Regions from separate parts of the Homo sapiens genome. Here region 1 is linked to region 2. The links are chromatin loops, found by intact Hi-C in ENCODE. Cell type or tissue: heart right ventricle. All regions are shown on one strand. Each heading gives the region's core, and the rest is flanking DNA. Links, peaks and the distances in the headings are about the cores only.

Region 1 (9,718 bases), core at 955-8,954, 510 kb before region 2:
AGAGCTGGATTTATTGGCTGTGCCAAGTGGCATCTTGAAGTGATTAGATAATTCTGTACCAAAAATGCCCTAAATGAGAAAAAAGTAGACTTTGGGTCTTCATGGTACAAATAGGCTCTGTAAATCTCAGGGGAGCACTTTCTTCTGACTGAGTAGACATCACTTCTCCATACACACACTTCTGCTTTTATAGACCATGTCTCCTTAAGTATTTCCTAATTAAGACTTACAGGCAAGAGTCTGCCCAAATTAACCAGAGTTGTCTACATGAGTTGCTTTGTTTGTTAGTTTTAAATTGGACATTATTTTAAAATATATTTCCATTTTAATCTTTGAAATAATTTTAGATTTCCAGGAAAGTTACAAAGATAGTACAGAGTATTTCCCTATACCCTTCTCCCAGCTTCCCATGATGTTAGTACTTATAAAACCATGCTGCATTTTTGAAAATTAAGAAATTAATATTAGCACAATACTAAACAATGCTGAACTAAACTATAGACTTTATTTGTATTTCACCACTTTTCCCACTCACCTTATTTGCTATTCTAGAATCCAATCCAGGATAGCCCAAAGCATTTAGTCACCAGGTCTCTCCATTCTTCTCTGATCTATGACAGTTTTTTAGTCTTGTCTTGTTTAGTCTTGTCTTGTTTTGGGGGATCTTGACACTTTTGAAGAGTACTGGACATTTTGTAGAATGCTCCTCAATTTGGATTGTCTGATATTTTCTCATTAGACTGAAGTTACAAATTTTGATGAAAAATGCTAAAGAGGTAAAGTACCCTTCTCATAACACCCCTGAGCTGTTTTCTTAACTTACTCTTAATTTTTTAATTTTCTTGGCATATATGAAGGAAACCTCTGAGCTGTTTTTGAGCAAGGACTAAGATGGCAAAAAGTTGTATGTAATCTCTTACATAAAGATGTAAAGTTATATGTATAGCTTATAAGTAAATAACTTGAGAAGTTGCTTAAGTATGAAAAATAGTTGTTAGCATCGAGTTCCACTTTCTAAACCTGAATCTGTTTGCTTTAGAGATTTCAACCAAAGCATCCCACCTAAAACATTCTGAATCACAATTAGTTACCAGGCCTTCAAAGAAATTTGGTATTAATAATAAAGTACTACAGCCTACACTTGATTAGCTTTATTTATAACTTTGAGTAAATGTAAGAACATCCCCATAATAGAAGTACTCTTTCTGATTTGTGTCAATATGCTGCATGGGGTGGGAGAAAAGGGGGTAGAGGTATACCTAATGTGCTCATAAAAACAGCACATGTGTGGCACATAGCTTGCCACATATACAAATATTAGTATATTGTGGGCTTATTTTTTACAAATACATTGACAATCAATGCTTTAGATTAGTAGTCTCAAAAATATTTGTCTTATACCCTTTCATAAAGATGTTTTAGTATAAATCTTGCATAGCCTGGTTTCTTCCTCAAAAAAACAGAGTCTAAGACTCAAAAAGAGTCTAAGACAATGGCTTCCATAAAGGGAGTTTATTTGCAGGAATAATCCTACCAAGGAGAACAGGATAGTAGGGGCTGGAAAAGGGAAAACAGGGAAGGGCAGAGGCCAATTCAAAGGGGACATAATTGGGCTGGTTACTATTAAGGGCCAATAAGGGCCAATGAGGTCCCTCTGAAGAACCATGTAGAATGCACTTTAGAATTGTTCATCCAGGACATGGGAAAGGTTAAGTATTTATCCATTGGCTCTCAGCTCCCATTGAGTCAAGTTTCTCACACTTCCATATTTGTGCATGCTTGAGCATGGCTGGACAGAGGTAGAGAAAGAATAATAGATGATAGAGATATGGAGGAGCTGAAGCTTGAGGCTGACAGATCACACCTGTGCACGACTGGATGCCATACAATAGAGTACAAAGGAAGACCAAGATTATGTGAGCCAGGGTTTAATATCCGCAGCCAATGTATGTAAATTTATATATAAATGTATGTGTTATGTGCTAACCCATATTAAATTTTAGTAAAGTTCATTTCATTGTTTTCCTTGGGTAAGATAGAAATGGCACTAAAATTTTGGTTTCCATAATCGGTTAAGGATTGTGCTATAATTATTCCTGTCTCTAGTTTCTTTTTCTCACTTCCTGACTCACCCTAGTCTTTGTTCTTCTGTCAACATTTTTCACAGAAGTGTGTCGGGGAGAGAAAGAGGTGGCTTTGTGGGCCTGAACACCAGCACAAAGGGAAGGGTCCAGCATTGGGCGGGCACAGGAGTTTCCAGGGGGTGAAAAACCTCTGTTGATCTCTCCCTTGCCTTTTATAAAAATGAGATTTTTTTAAATCTGCCAAATGTCTTATGCAGCACTAGGTAAATGTTCTGAATTTTAGAGTATGAAAATATTTCAGATTGTCCAGTCTTTTGGCAATATCTTCAACTCTACATTTTATTTAAAATGCGTATATTCATCTTAAAATTATTTTTACCATGTTGAGTTGCTCATCTATAAATCTATGCTGCTTAAGTAGTAGTTTAAATGTAAATTTTAATGAATGCTATGAATCAGTGCCTAATTTGCACATTTTGTTAATTACCTGTGGTTTGGGATAATCCATCCAAGATGTTCCCTATTATATCACCCTGGGTAATTAAGAGTTGACCTATTTTCAAATTTTTGTGGCTCAAATAGAATGAATTCCAGTCAATTTTCTTTCCTAATAGAAAAACCATCATTTATTTAAATAGTCTATCAGCCATAATTGGAACATGAAATCTTGGGATGAAAATTGACTTTCAAAGGTCATAGAGTCCATCCTCCTACCTCTGGGTAGACTGTCAAACCAGCCAGCAAATATATTCCATCTTTTACAGCTTATTTGTAAAATGTAGCCAAGAATGTGCACCAGCCTGAGGAGCAACCTGTTTCTCCCTCCTAACCATCTGAGTCCTTGCCCTAAAGAAAGGTCAATCAGGCAGTTACCAATATTTGCCGAAATAAATGTGTGTGCAAATACACCCAGACACTGTATCCACACACCCTCACACAGAGGCATGACAATGAAGTTTCACACAGCGTGGGTGCACTCCCCCCAACATTCTCTTCCTTGGGTGTGAATCATGCTCTTTTTATGCCTAAAGAAGGATCAGGCATTTCCTTATGAGATTTTTCCTCACTCAAAAAAAAAGAAGCTGACTTTAAATTGTGGGCCATATTCCACATTTACAAGACCCAGGGATAGCTTTGCTGTAGACACTTACCTGTGTGGGAATGGGAAATTTTTTTTCCAACATATTATACACTTGTCTTTTATCTTTTTGTTAAGGACCCTAGATGCACAATGGACCAATGGTTATTCAAGGGCTTCTCCCAGGTCTTCCTCTAGGCTGTTATGTCCATTTCTGAACCACTGTACCCCTGGAGTTTTCTTACAAACCTCTTGTAATCCTTCATCCTGGAACTTCTGTGGCATTATTTACCTCACCCTGTCCGTTGCCAGGCAAACCACATAGCAAGTTCACTTTCTAGAATGTAGAGGCCTTCTCTTGCCCATCTTCCATTAGAGCCAGCGACACCTACTTGTCATCTTCTGCTTGCTTGAACTTCCCACTCTCAAAGACCAGTGTTGGTCTCAGACAGCCTTTGACTTGATATGAAACTGCATACTGAGTGCTGGTACAGAGAGCCTGCCCTTCCGTTCCCCTGACTGAATCCTGCTCTTCTCACCCAAAACTTAGTCTACCCACAGTCTTCCCCACCTCAGTTGATTAAAAACTCCTACTTGCCAGTTGCTTAAGCCAGAAATCTCAAAGTCATCCCTGATTCCTCTCTTTCTCTCACATCACATATCCAACTTATACTCTCAAAATACTGAATACTTTTTGGCTGGACATGATGGCTCACACTTTGGGCTTACAAAGTATAATCCCAACACTTTGGGAGGCTGAGGCAGGAGGATCCCTTGAGCCCAGGGGTTCAAGATCACCCTAGGCAATATAAAAATACCCCTTCTTTAAAAAAACAAAAAACTGACAAATTAACTGATTAGCTGGGCATGGTGGTACATGCCTATAGTCCCAGCTACTCAGGAGCCCCTGAGGCAGGAAAACAACATGAGCCCTGATGTTTGAGGCTCCAGTGAGCTATGATTGTGCCTGAGTGACAGAGTAAGACCCTGTCTAAAAAAAAAAAAAAAAAAAAAAAAAAAAAAAAAAAACAAAAAAAAAGAGCATGCTAAGTACTTCTTTGGTGGATTAAAAAATTGGATACAAACTCCTCCTACCCCAGGATGCAGGTTCCTTTGCAATTAACTTTGCTATTCCTCCCATCATGACATGGAGTCTATTTCCCTCACCACTTATATCTAAACTGCCCTTGTGACTTGGTTTAAAAACGTAGAATGTGGCAGAAATGATATTATGTGACTTCAAGGTAGGTACTTTGTAGCATCCCCACTCCCTCTCTTGGAATACTCCCTAAGGCCACCACATAAGGAGGCTGGCCTAGCACTGGGGGATGAAAGGCTGGAGGCTGGATGAAGGAGAACCAAGGTCCCCTGGCCATGTGAGGGAGCCAGCCTTGCCGCAGATGCAGCCACATGAATGAGTCCAGAAGAAACCATCAGAAGAACCACTTGGCCAGCCCACAGAATGAGGATAATAAATTATTTTAAGCCACTTTGGTTTTAGGGCAGTGTTACCCAGCAGTGATGATGTTCACTTCTCACTACCTGCACTGCCACTTGCACTGCTGCCATTTTGATTGGAGCCACCAGCCAGAATCACTTCAGTAGCTTCTGCCTGGCCTTCCTCCTCCTGTCCTTGGCCCCTACAGCCTCTTCTCAACACCACCCCTAAGTGATTGCTTCAAAATACAAGCCAGATCATGTCACTCTGCTCCAAATCTATGCTACTGAGGGCTCCTATATTCATTCTGAGTGAGTGCCCAAGTACTATGATGGCCAGTGTGGTTCAACATGGCTTAGCCCTCATCATCTCTCTGACCTAACCTCTTGTTATGCTCTCTCTCATTCACTCTACTTCAGCCACACTGGCCCCCCATGTTGCTGAACATGCCAGATATGTGCCCACCTTTGGGCCTTTGCATTGGCTATTTTCTCTGCCTGCAGTGCTCCTCTTCAAATCTCTGCTCAAATACCACCTTCTCCATGAAGCCTACTCTGACAACCTTATTTAAAATTGCACTTTTCATCCTGCCCAGGACTCCTAGTCATCCATATCCTTTCTACATCTCTTATCACTTTCTATTATGCTACAAAGTAACTTACTATGTTTATTGCCTATCTTCCCCCATGAAAGCAGAGATTTGTCTATTTTGTTCAATTATGCATTTCAAACATCTAGGAGCATATAAAAATATTGAATATTTTTTAATATTTATTGAATGAATATTAATTATTTACAGAAAAGTTCATTGGAATCTTTGGTAATTAATTTCAAATTTTAATAAATCTTAGTGGTTTTCAGGAATTCTGTGAATATTTTACTTGAATTTTTTTAATGTGCTTTAGCCATTTTGATAAATGGTATGGAAAATACATTCTTAGATATGGTATTGACCAAATTTTGTGTTACTCAAAATGGCCTCATTATTGTCATGGATTGAAGCATAGCAGCTGTTTCTTCCCATTTTCCCCTCCTCACTTTCTGTCCTAAAGCCCCTCTGCTCATTTGAGTTTTCTCAAATCAGTCTCCCACAGACCTACCCTGATGCTCCATGCTGCACTGTGAGCTCGGGTGCCCAAAGGAAATGGCTAAAGTTGTTTACCACGGAAACATGGGAAGAAGCCAAGAAGAAAGAAAATTAAGGAACCAAGAACAGCCCCTGGAAATCAGAAAAAGGCAACTGGAATTCCCAGAATGATGGCAAAGGGAGTCCTAGAAGCACCCAGGTGGAGTGCAAACAATCTACATGTCTCCAGAAAAGGAAAAAAAGGAATGGATCTGATTAACTGGCAGATTTGACAGTGTGGAAAATCAAGAGGCATTTTACAAAACTGTTTACAAAGCTGTTGGAGGGTGTAGGAGGACTCAGTCTCAGGCTGAAAGAAAGTAGGCTAAAGAAAAAGAAATGAAACAACGATTAACAATTATTAACAACTAAAATAGATATAATAAAAATCAATCCTTATCTACAAAAACCCTTATAGCAAATACCATACTTAATGGTAAAGCATTAAAATCATTCTCCCGGAAATCAAGAACGATACAGAGATGTTTGCTTTTACCTCATCTATTCGATTTTGATCTGTATATCCTAGCTAGTACAGTAATGCAAATGAAAGAAACACTATAAAGATTTTAAGGGAAAAACCATGACTACCATTATTTGCACACAACCTAGTTTTGTACTTAGAAAATCCAGCAGAGTCTACAGGTGAAATATTAGAACAAATAAGTGATTTTTAAATGTCTCTAGATACAAAATCAATATACAAAATCAACTGTATTTCTACACGCTAGCAACAAACAACTGGATTTTTTTTTACTTCTACCCTTTATAATAGCTTCAAAACTATCAGTCAAATACAGGAATAAATCTAATGCAACTTACACAAGACTTCTATCTGGAAAGCATTTATAAGAGAAATTAAAGCTACCCATATAAATGATAAAATGCACCACGCCTGCATACTAGAAAACTCAATACTGTAAAGCTTCAGATCTCCTCAAATTGCTCCATAGATTAAATGCAATTTCAAATAAAATCCCAAGAGGTTTATTTGTCTGGTTGGTTGGTTTTTGGCTTTGGTTGTTGTTGTTGTTATTGTTGTTGCTATTGTTTTCAATTGTTGATATTAACAAGCTGATGTTGAACTAAAACTTGTATGGACATAAAAACTCTTAAGAATACCCAAAACAAACTTAAAAGAAAAATAAAGTTAGAGGATTTTCAGATTGCAAGGGTCAACAAATAACAGTTAAAATGGAATGGATGCAAGGATAGACAAATAGAAAAATGACACAAAATAGAGTGCAGAAACAGACTCACAAATATACAGTTGGCTAATATACAACGAAAGTGGTGGCAGTTTCCACCATAGGGCAGGGGGAAAGGAAGTACTTTTCAGTAAACAGTACTGACTCAGAATTAAATTAATTTTTTTTAACTTTTAGTTTAAGTTTAAGGGTACATGTGTGGGTTTGTTACATAGGTAAACTTGTGTCATGAGAGTTTGTTGTACAGATTACTTCATCACCCAGGTATTAAGCCTAGCACCCACTAGTTATTTTTCCTGATCCTCTCCCTTCTCCCACCCTCCCTCCTCCAATAGGCCCCAATGTGCGTTATTCCCCTCTTTGTGTCCACAGGGTCTCATCGGTTAGCTGCCACTTATAAGTGAGAACATGTGGTATTTGGTTTTCTGTTCCTGCATTAGTCTGCTAAGAGTAAAGGCCTCCAGCTCCATTCCTGTCCCTGCAAAATACATGATCTCATTCTTTTTTATGGCTGCATAGAATCACATTAACAAAATTTTAAGAAAGAATCTCACAGGATAAACAGGACAAATTGATAATAAAACATAGACAAAGAAACAGTGTTTTTGTGTTCAGGATCTCGTCTGCAGATGAGGTGTGGTTTTTGATCCTAAGAAAGGAACTCATTGCATCTGCTTTGTATCTAGACCCATCTTTGACTTTTGCAGGAAAAGGGCTGGCAGATATATGAAACATTCTTAGGTAAGGAGGGCTCTGGAGAAATTTTGATGTACTTCTTTTGCTAGATTTTGGTAGGTCTTTTGAAAAATTCCAGCAGTTCTAAAAGTATCTCTACTCTCTTTCCAAATTATTCCTAGTTCCTGGTGATAACCAGACTACTACTTGTTATTTTTTGAATGACACTTAAAGAGTAAATACGTTCCAAATCTGAAATGTTAAATTCCATGTATAACAGGAGTCTTTTTATTTTATGGTATCTTTCTGAAAGCAACACTATCATTCACTAATTTTAGTTAAAATATTTTAAACTAGTTTCTTCTATCATTTAAGCCATTTCTTGAGGTAGTAATAAAAATTTATTTACTCCAAATTTAAGACTCAAGAAAGAATGTTTTTTGTGCTCTTTGCCGTATTCCAAGGGAACTCCCAATCAGATTACACACCATTTTGAGAATCTGTCAAAGGAAATCTAGACTTCAAAAAGAATATAGTTTAAATGATTCTGATTTTTCTCTACCTATATTTATAAAATTAACTTTGAAACCCTCTTGAACTTCTGCATAGTTTGAATTCTAGTACCCACACAGTGCTATGATCCCTGCAGACATTCAATAAATGTTAATTGCATTGAATTGAAATTTAATTTGAAGCCTTTGAGGGAATTAAATCTTCTACTTTTTTGTAGCTTTTTGCTTTACACCAAGGAGTCTTTTCCCTGAGTGTATTGTAAATTAATTATAGAATGTAATGTTTAAATGAAAGCAAAGCAACTCAATACACAGCTTGAAAAAGCTGAAAATAAAAACTCTCCCTGTGATAATCAAACTGCTTTGGTACCTTTGCAGTAATTCTCTTCAGCAGAAAATCAAATGGATAATAGTCTGTGTGCTTAGCATATTCTTGCCATCACAATAATAGCTCTTTTAAAACAGGTTCCAAAGGGAAATGTTATTGAGTATTACATTGATTCACACTGACGATTTGTGAGAGAACATTCATGGAGCTGTGTGCCATGAAGTGCATTTATGAAAGCCAATGCTTACCCAAATTCTCTCTGACTAAATCTGAAATAGGAATGACAGATCTTCAGCCCTTTCCACAATGGTAAAGAGTCAATTTCCTTTACCTTCGTTTTTACTTGATTTTATTTTTGATGAACAGTTAATTCTTCAGGACTAATCATTCTCCCTGTGAAACAGAAGATGAGCTGAACTGAAAAGAGAAGTTCTGACTTCCCAGAAGACTGTGGATTAGGACATTTCCTCCCTAAGTCTTCCTATTTCTCATTCTGGATCCTCATGGCTCTTGTTTCTCCTTGTCAAGGTATCAGGAAAAGAGAGGTGGGAGGGAAAGTGCTCTTGCATGGAAGGAAAGAGTTTTAAGTGACCCTCTGAGGATGTGTATATGGCAAAAATCGGACTAGGTGGAATCTCCCACATGAACTTTTTTGGTCTCAAGCCAATATAAAAGGTCAAATATAGAAGAAAGCTATTCTCTTCACCCTGAGGTATACATTGCCTAGGGGAAGGAAAATAATTAGATGTTCTCACTGTAATTGTGGTGACAAAATGAGAGTAATCTGTCACTTGCAAGAAGAATAGAAAAAGAAACCTTAGATATTCCTATCACTTTTACAGGAGTTTTTATAACGTAATTCAGAGACTCCCTGCTTCATTTGGGAAAAATGTCAAAATATGTACTTAACTCAGATGTGTCCAAAACTGTAGATGTCCTCTCCTCTTGTCTCAAGCCCACTTAAAGCAGACCTCAGGAGCAAATCCAACTCCACAAAACATTAATGAGTGTATTAGATTTACTGAAAATTGAGTGAGGAGGCTGAGGAATGGTTAATGGCACATTATGTGTAAAAATACTTTTCAAATTTCTAATAAATATATCTGTGGCCTTGCTCTGTCGTGGCTAGCCTCCAGGATGGACCCCACTGATCCATGTTTCCTGATTTTTATGACCTTGAGTAATCTCCTCCTATACTGAATCAGCACTGGCTCTGAGTGATCAAGAGTATATAGTGGAAGCATGGCTTCCAACTTGCCCTCTTGGATT
Region 2 (9,718 bases), core at 1,078-9,077:
GTTGACAGGAAGATCATAACTTGCATCTACTGTTGAACAAGTCAAAGAAGCAGATTTCTATTGAACATCAGAACTGCTCTGAAATTCTGCCCCAAAAGTTAGAGCATCCTCCCACTACCATTGAAGTATTTCCGGTTGAGGAAAATGACTGAGCTGTCAAGGTTGCCATAGAAAGGGTTGTAGATTGCTTTTAAAGGCCTTGCTGAGCCACTCTAGAGTTCTCCTATGTGGACTCACAACACGAGGGTTATAATTCCAGTCACATAAGCACTGATTCAAAATAAAAGGAAAGAAGAAAAACACATCTTTAAAAGTTCAAATAGTTTTCAAATATTTTCTCCCATTCTGTAGATTACCTTTTCACTCTGTTGGTTGTTTCTTTTGCTGTACAGAAGCTTTTTAGTTTGATATAATCCCATTTGTTTATTTTTGCTTTTGTTGCCTGTGCTTTTGAGATCTTACTCATACAAATTTTTCCCAGACCAATATACTGAATGAAACATTTCCCCTATGATTCCTTCTGGTAGTTTTATAGTTTTGGGTCTATGTTTAGGTGTTTGATGAATTTTAAGTTTATTTTTCTATAGGATAAAAGGCGGGGGTGGTGGGGAAGGTCTGGCTTCATTCTCCTGCATAGGGATATCCAGTTTTCCCCAGCATCATCTATTGAAGAGGTTGTCCTTTCCCAAGTGAGCATTCTTGGCGCCTTTGTCAGGAGTCAGTTGGCTGTGGAGATGTGGATTAATTTCTGAATTTTCTATACTGTTCCATGAATCTATATGTCTGTTTTTATGCCAGGACCATGATGCTTTGGTGACTACAGCTTTGTAGTATTTTGAAGTCTGGTGGTGTGATGCCTCCAGCTTTGTTCTTTTTGCTCAGGAATGCTTTGGCTATATCCAGAATATACAAGGAACTCAAACATCTCAATAGAAAATGAACAATCCAATTTAAAAATGAGCAAATTATCTGAACAGACATTTCCCCAAAGAAGACATACAAAAGGCCACCAAATATATGAAAAACTGCTCAGCATTACTAATCCTCAGGGAAATGTAAATCAAAACCCCAATGAGGTATCATCTAACCTCAGTTAGGATGACTATTATCACAAAGACAAAGAATAGCTAATGCTAGAGAGGATGTGGATAAAGTGGAACTCATGTACTATTGGTGGAAATATAAACTAGTACAGCCATTATAAAGTATAGTATGGAGGGTCCTACAAATAGAACTGTTATATGATCCAGCAATCCTACTACTGGGCATTTATCCAAAGGAAAGTGATACGGTTTGGCTGCGTCCCCACCGAAATCTCATCTTGAATTCCCAGCATTGTGGGAGGGACCAGGTGGGAGGTAATTGAATCATGGAGGCATCTTTTTCGTGTTGTTCTCGTGATAGTGAATAAGTCTCACGAGATCTGATGGTTTTAAAAATGGGAGTTTCCCTGCACAAGCTCTTCTCTCGTTCCACCGCCATCTAAGAAATGCCTTCCACCTTTTGCCATGATTGTGAGGCCTCCCCAGCCACGTGGAATTGTGAGTCCAATAAACTTCTTTCTTTTGTAAATTGCCCACTCTTAGGTATGTCTTTATCAGCAGCGTGAAAAGGGACTAATATAGTAAACTGGTACCAATAGAGTGGGGCATTGCTGAAAAGATACCCAAAAATGTGGAAGCGACTTTGGAACTGGGTACCAGGCAGAGGTTGGAACAATTTGGAGGGCTCAGAAGAAGATAGGAAAATGTGGGAAAGTTTGGAACTTCCTAGAGACTTGTTGAATGGCTTTGACAAAAATGCTGATAGTTATATAAACAATAAGGTCCAGGCTGAGGTGGTCCAGGATGAGGAACTTGTTGGGAACTGGAGCAAAGGTGACTCTTGTTATGTTTTAGCAAAGAGACTGGTGGCATCTTGCCCCTGCCCTAGAGATTTGTGGAACTTTGAACTTGAGAAAGATGATTTAGGGTATCTTGCAGAAGAAACTTCTAAGCGGCAAACCATTCAAGAGGTGGCTTGGGTGCTGTTAAACACACTCAGTTATAAGCAGAGCATAAAAGTTCAGAAAATTCACATCCTGGCAATATGATAGAAAAGAAAATCCCATTTTCTGAGGAGAAATTCAATCTGGCTGCAGAAATTTGCATAAGTAATGAAGAGCCGAATGTTAATCTCCAAGACAATGGGGAAAACATCTCCCAGGCAGGTCAGAGTTCTTCATGGCAGCCCCTCCCATCGCATGCCTGGAGACCTAGGAGGAAAAAGTGGGTTCATAGGCTGGGCCCCAGGTCCCCATGCTGTGTGCAGCCTAGGGACTTGGTGCCCTGCATCCCACCTTTTCCAGCCATGGCTGAAAGGGGCCAATATAGAGCCCAGGCCATAGCTTCAGAGGATTCAAGCCCCAAGCCTTGGCAGCTTCCAGGTGGTGTTGAGCTTACAAGTGCACAGAAGTCAAGAACTGGGGTTTGGGAACCTCTCCCTAGATTTCAGATGTATGCAAACGCCTGGATGCCCAGGCAGAAGATTACTGCTAGGGCAGGGATCTCATAAAGAACCTCTGCTAGGGCTGTGCAGAAGGGAAATGTGGGGTTAGAGCCCTCACACAGAGTCCCTACTGGGGCATCGCCTAGTTGAGCTGTGAGAAGAGGGTCACTATCCTCCAGACCCCAGAATGGTAGATCCACAGACAGCTTGCACTGTGTGCCTGGAAAAGCCACAGACACTCAATGCCAGCCCATGAAAGAAACCAGGAGGGAGGCTGTACCCTGCAGAGGCACAGGGATAGAGCTTCCCAAGACCATGGGAACCCACCTCTTGCATGAGCATGACCTGGCTGTGAGACATGGAGTCAAAGGAGATCGTTTTGGAGCTTTAAGATTTGACTGCCCAGCTGGGTTTTGGACTTGCACGGTGCCTGTAGCCCCTTTGTTTTGGCCAATTTCTCCCATTTGGAGTAGCTGTATTTACCCAATGGCTTTATTTACCCAATACCTGTACCCCCATTGTATCTAGGAAGTAACTAACTTGCTTTTGATTTTACAGGTTCATAGAAGGAAGGGACTTGCCTTGTCTTGGATGAGACTTTGGACTATGAATTTTTGATGTAATGCTGAAATGAGTTGAGACTTTGGGGGACTGTTGGGAAGGCATGATTGGTTTTGAAATGTGAGGACATGAGATTTGGGAGGGGCCATGGGTGGAATGATATGGTTTGGCTGTGTCCTCACGCAAATCTCATCTTGAATTCCCATGTGTTGTTGGAGGGACCTGGTGAGAGGTAATTAAATCATGGGGGCAAGTCTTTTATGTGCTGTATAATGTGAATGGGTCTTACAAGAGCTGATGGTTTTAAAAACAAAAGTTTCCCTGCACAAGCTCTTCCCTCTTGCCACCACCACGTAAGAAATGCCTTTCACCTTCCACCATGATTGTGAGGCCTCCCCAGTCATGTAGAACTGTGAGTCCAATAAACTTCTTTCTTTTATAAGTTGCCCAGCCTTGGATATGTCTTTTTCAGCAGAGTGAAAATGGACTAATTAAAAAAGGAAATCTGTATATTTGAAGAGACATCTGTATCCTCATGTTTATTGCAGCTCTATTGACAATAGCCAAGATATAAAGTCAGTTTAGATGTCCAACAACAGATGAATGCCTTTTTAAATGTAGTCTGTATACACAATGGGATATGATTCAGCCATAAAAAAAGAAAGAAATCCTTTCATTTGAGGCAACATGGATGGAACTGGAGGGCATTATGTTAAGTGAAATAAGCCAGAAACAGAAATTTAAACACTACATGTTCTCATTCTTATGTGGAAGCTAAAAAAAGTAGATCTTATAGAAACAAAAAGTTAAACAGAGGATAGTGGAGCCTGGGAAGGATGGGGTAAGGGAGCGACAGGGAGAGATGTGTTAAAGGATATAAAATTACATATAAAGTTACAGCTAGATAGATAGAATAAGTTCCAGTATTCTCTACCACTGTAGCATAACTATACTTAATAATAATATATAGTCTTAAATAGCTAGAGGAATGTTCCCAACACAGAGAAATAATAGGTATTTGAGATGATAGATATGCTATTTGCCCCAATCTGATCACTATACACTATGTGTCTCAAAACATCCCTACATACCACATGAATATGTACAATCATTATATGTCAATTAAAGAATAAAATAAAAACATGTTCAAATAAATAAAATTAATTTGGAAGCCTAGTATCCAGGTTGAGCAAGTAAGTTGAAAACAGTAGGACCATTGAAGATGTGAAGAAGTGATGAATACAAGAATCCTTATAATTAAGTAGGTTATGTGCCTTAAAGAAACTCTGTGTGACTCTGTAGAATAGTAATCACTGAAATGTGTAGTTACCAAAAGCAGTGAAACAAGATGACACATGTTCAGTTTCTCTAGAAACAAACAATTAGTTGTGTGGAAGAAATGAAATAATAGAGTCCAGACTGTCCTGACTGTTTGTTCCTGGGGCAGAGGTTTTCTTCAGGATAGCACGGCAGGGTGCATCTTCCTAATACCTGCTGGGTGAGAAAAAAGTGGAGATTTGTAACCCCCATCAAAGAGAACCTCACCTTCCTACTTATTAGTGCCAGAAATAATTCCTCCAGGGTCATCCTTGGAGGAACAATGGAAAGAGGAGGAGGAATCAAGCCCAGCAATGCCAAGACGTCACTGTTTCAACACACTCACACCTGCCTCTTTTGATGAAATGACACTTCAGGGGGTCAGAGGTGGGCTTATTCTTTCAGCTATGTCCTGAATGAACGCACAGTAGGGAGGCCCTAGTTCTAAACAATTGTGAGCAATTATTGACTGTAATAAAAACAAAACTGCCATCAAAAAAAACTGTTCCTCGTTGCATGCTACCCCTCCTATTCCTTAGAAGTTATTACATGAAATGGACTTGCCAGCCCAGTATGTTGTCACTCTTGCATCTTCACATGACTCTGCCTCGTTGTAATCATCACCACCTTTTTTTTTCTTGAGTCCTTGAAGCAAGAATGGATCAAGGGAATAATTTAATTCTAGCGCCCTCTGCTGGTCCTGTAGAAGGGCAAGATGTCTGAAACTACATCAGTACTTGCCACATTGTTCACTACCGAAAAGCCGTTTTATTATTTTATTAACTCCAGAGACGTCACATTTTGAAATTTTTCTTTCAGAAAAACTCTGTCTATTACGTATTTATTAGTCTACCAGTTTGCATCTATTAAAGTCATAGAAAACTGCCAATCAGAACTTGTGACCAACATGCAGTAACCAAGCTTACTACACAAAGGTTATGTATTTCTAGTTCAACATAAAAATTCATACTTTACCTAGCCTGTAAAATATTGTTGGTAAGTGTGCAATTTCTGTGACTTTTTAACATATTGCACATAACTTAAGGACCTGGTTCCTACACAGAGATCCAGGGACCCCAGGTTTTGAACCATAGAGTCAGAATGTCTATCTCAGTACCTAAACAACAGGCATGTTTCTGACATATTCTTACTTTACTAGTAAGCACTTCTGGATGATCGCTAAATGTTTCTTGTTACTTGCATATAATTCTTCAAATTACTTTGGTGTGTTAACTGGTCATATCGTGGCCTAGGTTTTCAGGTAACAGGTTAGCAACAGCGATGAACAGCAGAGTGGGGGTGGAGATGGTATCTAGGAGGTGGCATACATAGGTACATGATTAGCGATATCTGAAATCCAATTCTCAGTTGCCTTCTTGCCCCATTGCCCTCCAACTGCATTACAGGATGGTCTCACAAACAGAAAGTTGATGTATTCACAGGAGAAAAGAGAGGGAGATGGCACAACATGGTAGACTCAGCAGAGTATGTGAATGGGGCCCGGGGGGAGAAAGGCAGGGGAGTGAGACAGTCAAGAAATAGGGGAGGGATAGCATTAGGAGATATACCTAATGTTAAATGACGAGTTAATGGGTGCAGCACACCAACATGGCACATGTAATATATATGTAACAAACCTGCATGTTGTGTACATGTACCCTAAAACTTAAAGTATAATAAAAACAAAGAAATAGCCAAGGAGGCCTCTGAGGCCAGAGACTCATTGTTCTCACCATGGCGACTGACACAATACCTGAACTCATACTAGGCTCTCAAACATTTGGAAAATTTCTGCAGGTATCATGCTTACTTCTCCTAGAAAAGCTCTTAGCTAGGTACAAAGCTTTACCACTGACACTAATAATCAAGACTGCTAAGATGATAATCAAAAGTAGCTTGTTCAGTGGTAGAATTGAGCTTGCTATGTGGCTGTATTTTGTACAGAAATGGCTGTATGTTTTCGAAAAAGATGAATGTGTCTCAGAGTGATTTTCAATGTGTGATTTTTTTCTTTTAAAGTAAAATTTCATTGCAATATAACATGCAAATGGAAAGGTACACAAAGTGAACACAACTACCTAACCAGAACTCAGATCAAGAAACAGATCATTCCAGCACCCAGAAGACCTCGTTGTGTCTCCTTCCTGTCATTCGCCACAGCCCCATCCCTGCTATCCTAACTTCTATGCCGTAGATGAATTTTGCCTATTTTTATAATATACACACATACACATACATGAATATATACTCTTCTGTGTCAAGTTTCTTTTGCTCAACATTATTTTGTGAGGGAAATTCATGTTGTTAGTTGCAATTTATTCTCATTGCTATATTAATAAATGTACCACAATTTTTAATCGATTCTTATGATGAGTTGACTCCAGTTACTATTCTAGCTACTGTTCTGAATTGTGCTGGTATGAGCATCTATACACATTTGTTTTGCATGCATATATACCCTTTTTTGTTAGGTATTTGCCAAGTGGTGTAATTGCTGGATCACAGGACATAGTATGTGCATACAATCAGCTTGCACAGGTGCTGCCAAAAGGTTTTGCAATGTGATTGTGCTGATTTTGTATTAGTTTTTGTGCAAAGCTAGATGCCAGAGATGTTTAGAGAGGATAAAGAACAGGGAGTGAGAATATTGTCCCTAGGCCTATGATTTGGAGCCTAAGGGGATTTGATGGAAAAGAAGACAAAATAATCCTCAAAGGGATAGGCCCCGCCAATCATCAACTAATCACTGGAGTGGATCTGAAAGTCTACTTCCTAAGGGTGAGAAAGGAAGGCAGAATCATAATGCAAAAGGCAAAGGAGAAGGAGAAGATAAGGAAGAGGATCAAAATGGATGCTACCCCCAAATGTGAAGGCAATGCTAAAAATTTACCATCATTAAAAAGTGGCATTGTAGTGTCTCAAAACCCTGACCCCAACAGGGAAAATTAGAACCAGACTGCAGCAAAATATGAGGCCTGTAGTATACATTTGTATTGGTCTCAAAGTTTCATAAACTTGTTTGGGGCTTTGTGGGCACTCAGAGTTATTAACCAGGACAGCTCCTCTTTGTAATTTTGGAGTAATGCTTTTTACCACTGCTAGTATTCACAGGAAAACAATAAAAGCTTATTTTTGAGCTTCTCCATAAGATTTTTTTCTTTATTTCTTCTAAAAAAGAAAAAACAGGATACATGTGCAGAACATGTAGGTTTGTTACATAGGTATACATGTGCCATGGTGATCTGCTGCACCTATTTACCCATCCTCTAAGTTCCCTCCCCTCACTCCCCACCCTCCAATAGGCCCTGGTATGTGTTGTTCCACTCTCTGTGTCCATGTGTTCTCACTGTTCAACTCCCACTTATAAGTGAGAACATGTGGTGTTCAGTTTTCTGTTTCTGTGTTAGTTTGCTGAAGATGATGGCTTCCAGCTTTATCCATCCATGTTCCTGCAAAGGACCTGATTTCATTCTTTTTTATGGCTGCATAGTATTCCCTGGTGTATATGTACCACATTTTCTTTATCCAGTCTATCACTGATGGGCATTTGGGCTGGTTCCATGTTTTTGCTATTGTAAATAGTGCTGCAGTAAACATATGTGTGCATTGTCTTTATAGTAGAATGATTCATATTCCTTTGGGTATATACCTAGTAATGGGATTGCTGGGTCAAATGGCATTTCTGGTTCTAGATCCTTGAAGAATCGCCACACTGTCTTCCACAATGATTGAACTAATTTACATTCCCAACAGTGTAATAGCATTCCTATTTCTCCACAGCCACACCAGCATCTATTGTTTCCTGACTTTTTAATAACCATTCTGAGTGGTGTGAGATAGTATCTCATTGTGGTGTTGATTTTCATTTCTCTGATGATCAGTGACGTTGAGCTTTTTTTCATATGTTTGTTGGCCATGTAAATATCTTGTCTTGAGAAGTGTCTGTTCATATCCTTTGCCCACTTTTTGATGAGTTGCTTGTTTTTTTCTTGTAAATATGTTTAAGTTCTTTGTAAACTCTGGATATTAGACCTTTGTCAGATGGGTAGATTACAAAACTTTTCTCCCATTCTGTAGGTTGCCTGTTCACTCCGGTGATAGCTTCTTTTGCTGTTCAGAAGCTCTTTGGTTTAATTAGGTCCCATTTGTCAATTTTGTCTTTTGTTGCAATTGCTTTTGGTGTTTTTGTCATGAAGTCTTTGCCCATGCCTATGTCCTGAATGGTACTGCCTAGGTTTTCTTCTAGGATTTTTATGGTTTTGGGTTTTACATTAAATCTTTAATCCATCTTGAGTCCAATTTTTGTATAAGGTGTAAGGAAGGAGTCCAGTTTCAGTTATCAATATAGCTAGCCAGTTTTCTTAGAACCATTTACTGAGTAGGAGATCCTTTTCCCGTTGCTTGTTTCTGTCAGGTTTGTTAAAGATCAGATGGTTGTAGGTATGTGGTGTTATTTCTGAGGCCTCTTTTCTGCTCCATTGGTCTATATGTCTGTTTTGGTACTAGTACCATGCTGTTTGGTTATTATAGCCTTGTAATAGTTTGAAATCAGGTAGCACGATGCCTCCATCTTTGTTCTTTTTGCTTATGATTGTCTTGGCTATACGGGGTCTTCTTTGATTCAATATGAAAGTTAGAATTGTTTTTTTCTAATTCCATGAAGAATGTCAATGGCAGTTTGATGGGAATAGCATTGAATCTGTAAATTACTTTGGGTAGTATGGCCATTTTCACAATATTCATTCTTCCTATCCATGAGGATGGAATGTTTTTCCATTTGTTTGTGACCTCTCCTATTTCCTTGAGCTGTGGTTTGTATTCTTCTTGAAGAGGTCCTTCACATCCCTTGCTATCTGTATTCCTAGGTATTTTACTATCTTTGTAGTGATTGTGAATGGAATTCACAATCCTGTTTTGGCTCTCTGCTTGCCTATTGTTGATGTAAAGGGATGCTTGTGATTTTTGCCCATTGATTTTAGTATCCTGAGATTTGCTGAAGTTGCTTAACAGTTCAAGAAGTTTTTGGGCTGAAGTGATGGGGTTTTGTAAACATAAAATCATGTTGTCTGCAGAGACAACTTGACTTCCTCTCTTCCTTTTTGGATACCCTTTATTTCTTTGTCTTGCCTGATTGCCCTGGCCAGAACTTCCATTACTATGTTGAATAGGAGTGGTGAGAGAGGGCATCCTTGTCTTGTACCTTTTTTCAAAGGGAATGCTTCCAGCTTTTGCCTATTCAATATGATATTGGCTATGGGTTTGTCCTAAGTGGCTCTTATTATTTTGAGATATGTTCCACCAATACCTAGTTTATTGAGAGTTTTTAACAGGAAGCGATGTTGAATTTTATCAA

What was found. Hi-C counts contacts between places; a loop is a spot of excess contacts. Peaks named below come from ENCODE experiments on the same cell type or tissue, not always from the same donor. Only the 100,000 strongest peaks of a DNase experiment are listed, where the experiment ranks them.
Region 1: a loop joins it to region 2, with 2.5 times the contacts of the local background. A loop is called at or near these places in 10 of 110 quality-filtered maps.

The regions. Positions count from the first base shown.
Region 1 is chr14:25,240,279-25,249,996 of GRCh38, reverse strand. LOC105370415 (a long non-coding RNA gene) reads right to left here and starts at 3,439. Exons shown (of 6, transcript XR_007064373.1): 1 at 3,236-3,439; 2 at 536-740. In heart right ventricle, for the core only: no CTCF peak of the experiment used is centred there; no DNase peak of the experiment used is centred there; H3K27me3 peaks cover 577 bases.
Region 2 is chr14:24,730,436-24,740,153 of GRCh38, reverse strand. No RefSeq gene overlaps it. Among named protein-coding and RNA genes, the nearest start is that of GZMB, 100 kb to the right of the region's middle. In heart right ventricle, for the core only: a CTCF peak has its summit at 5,062 (motif pointing left); a DNase peak (open chromatin) is centred at 5,055.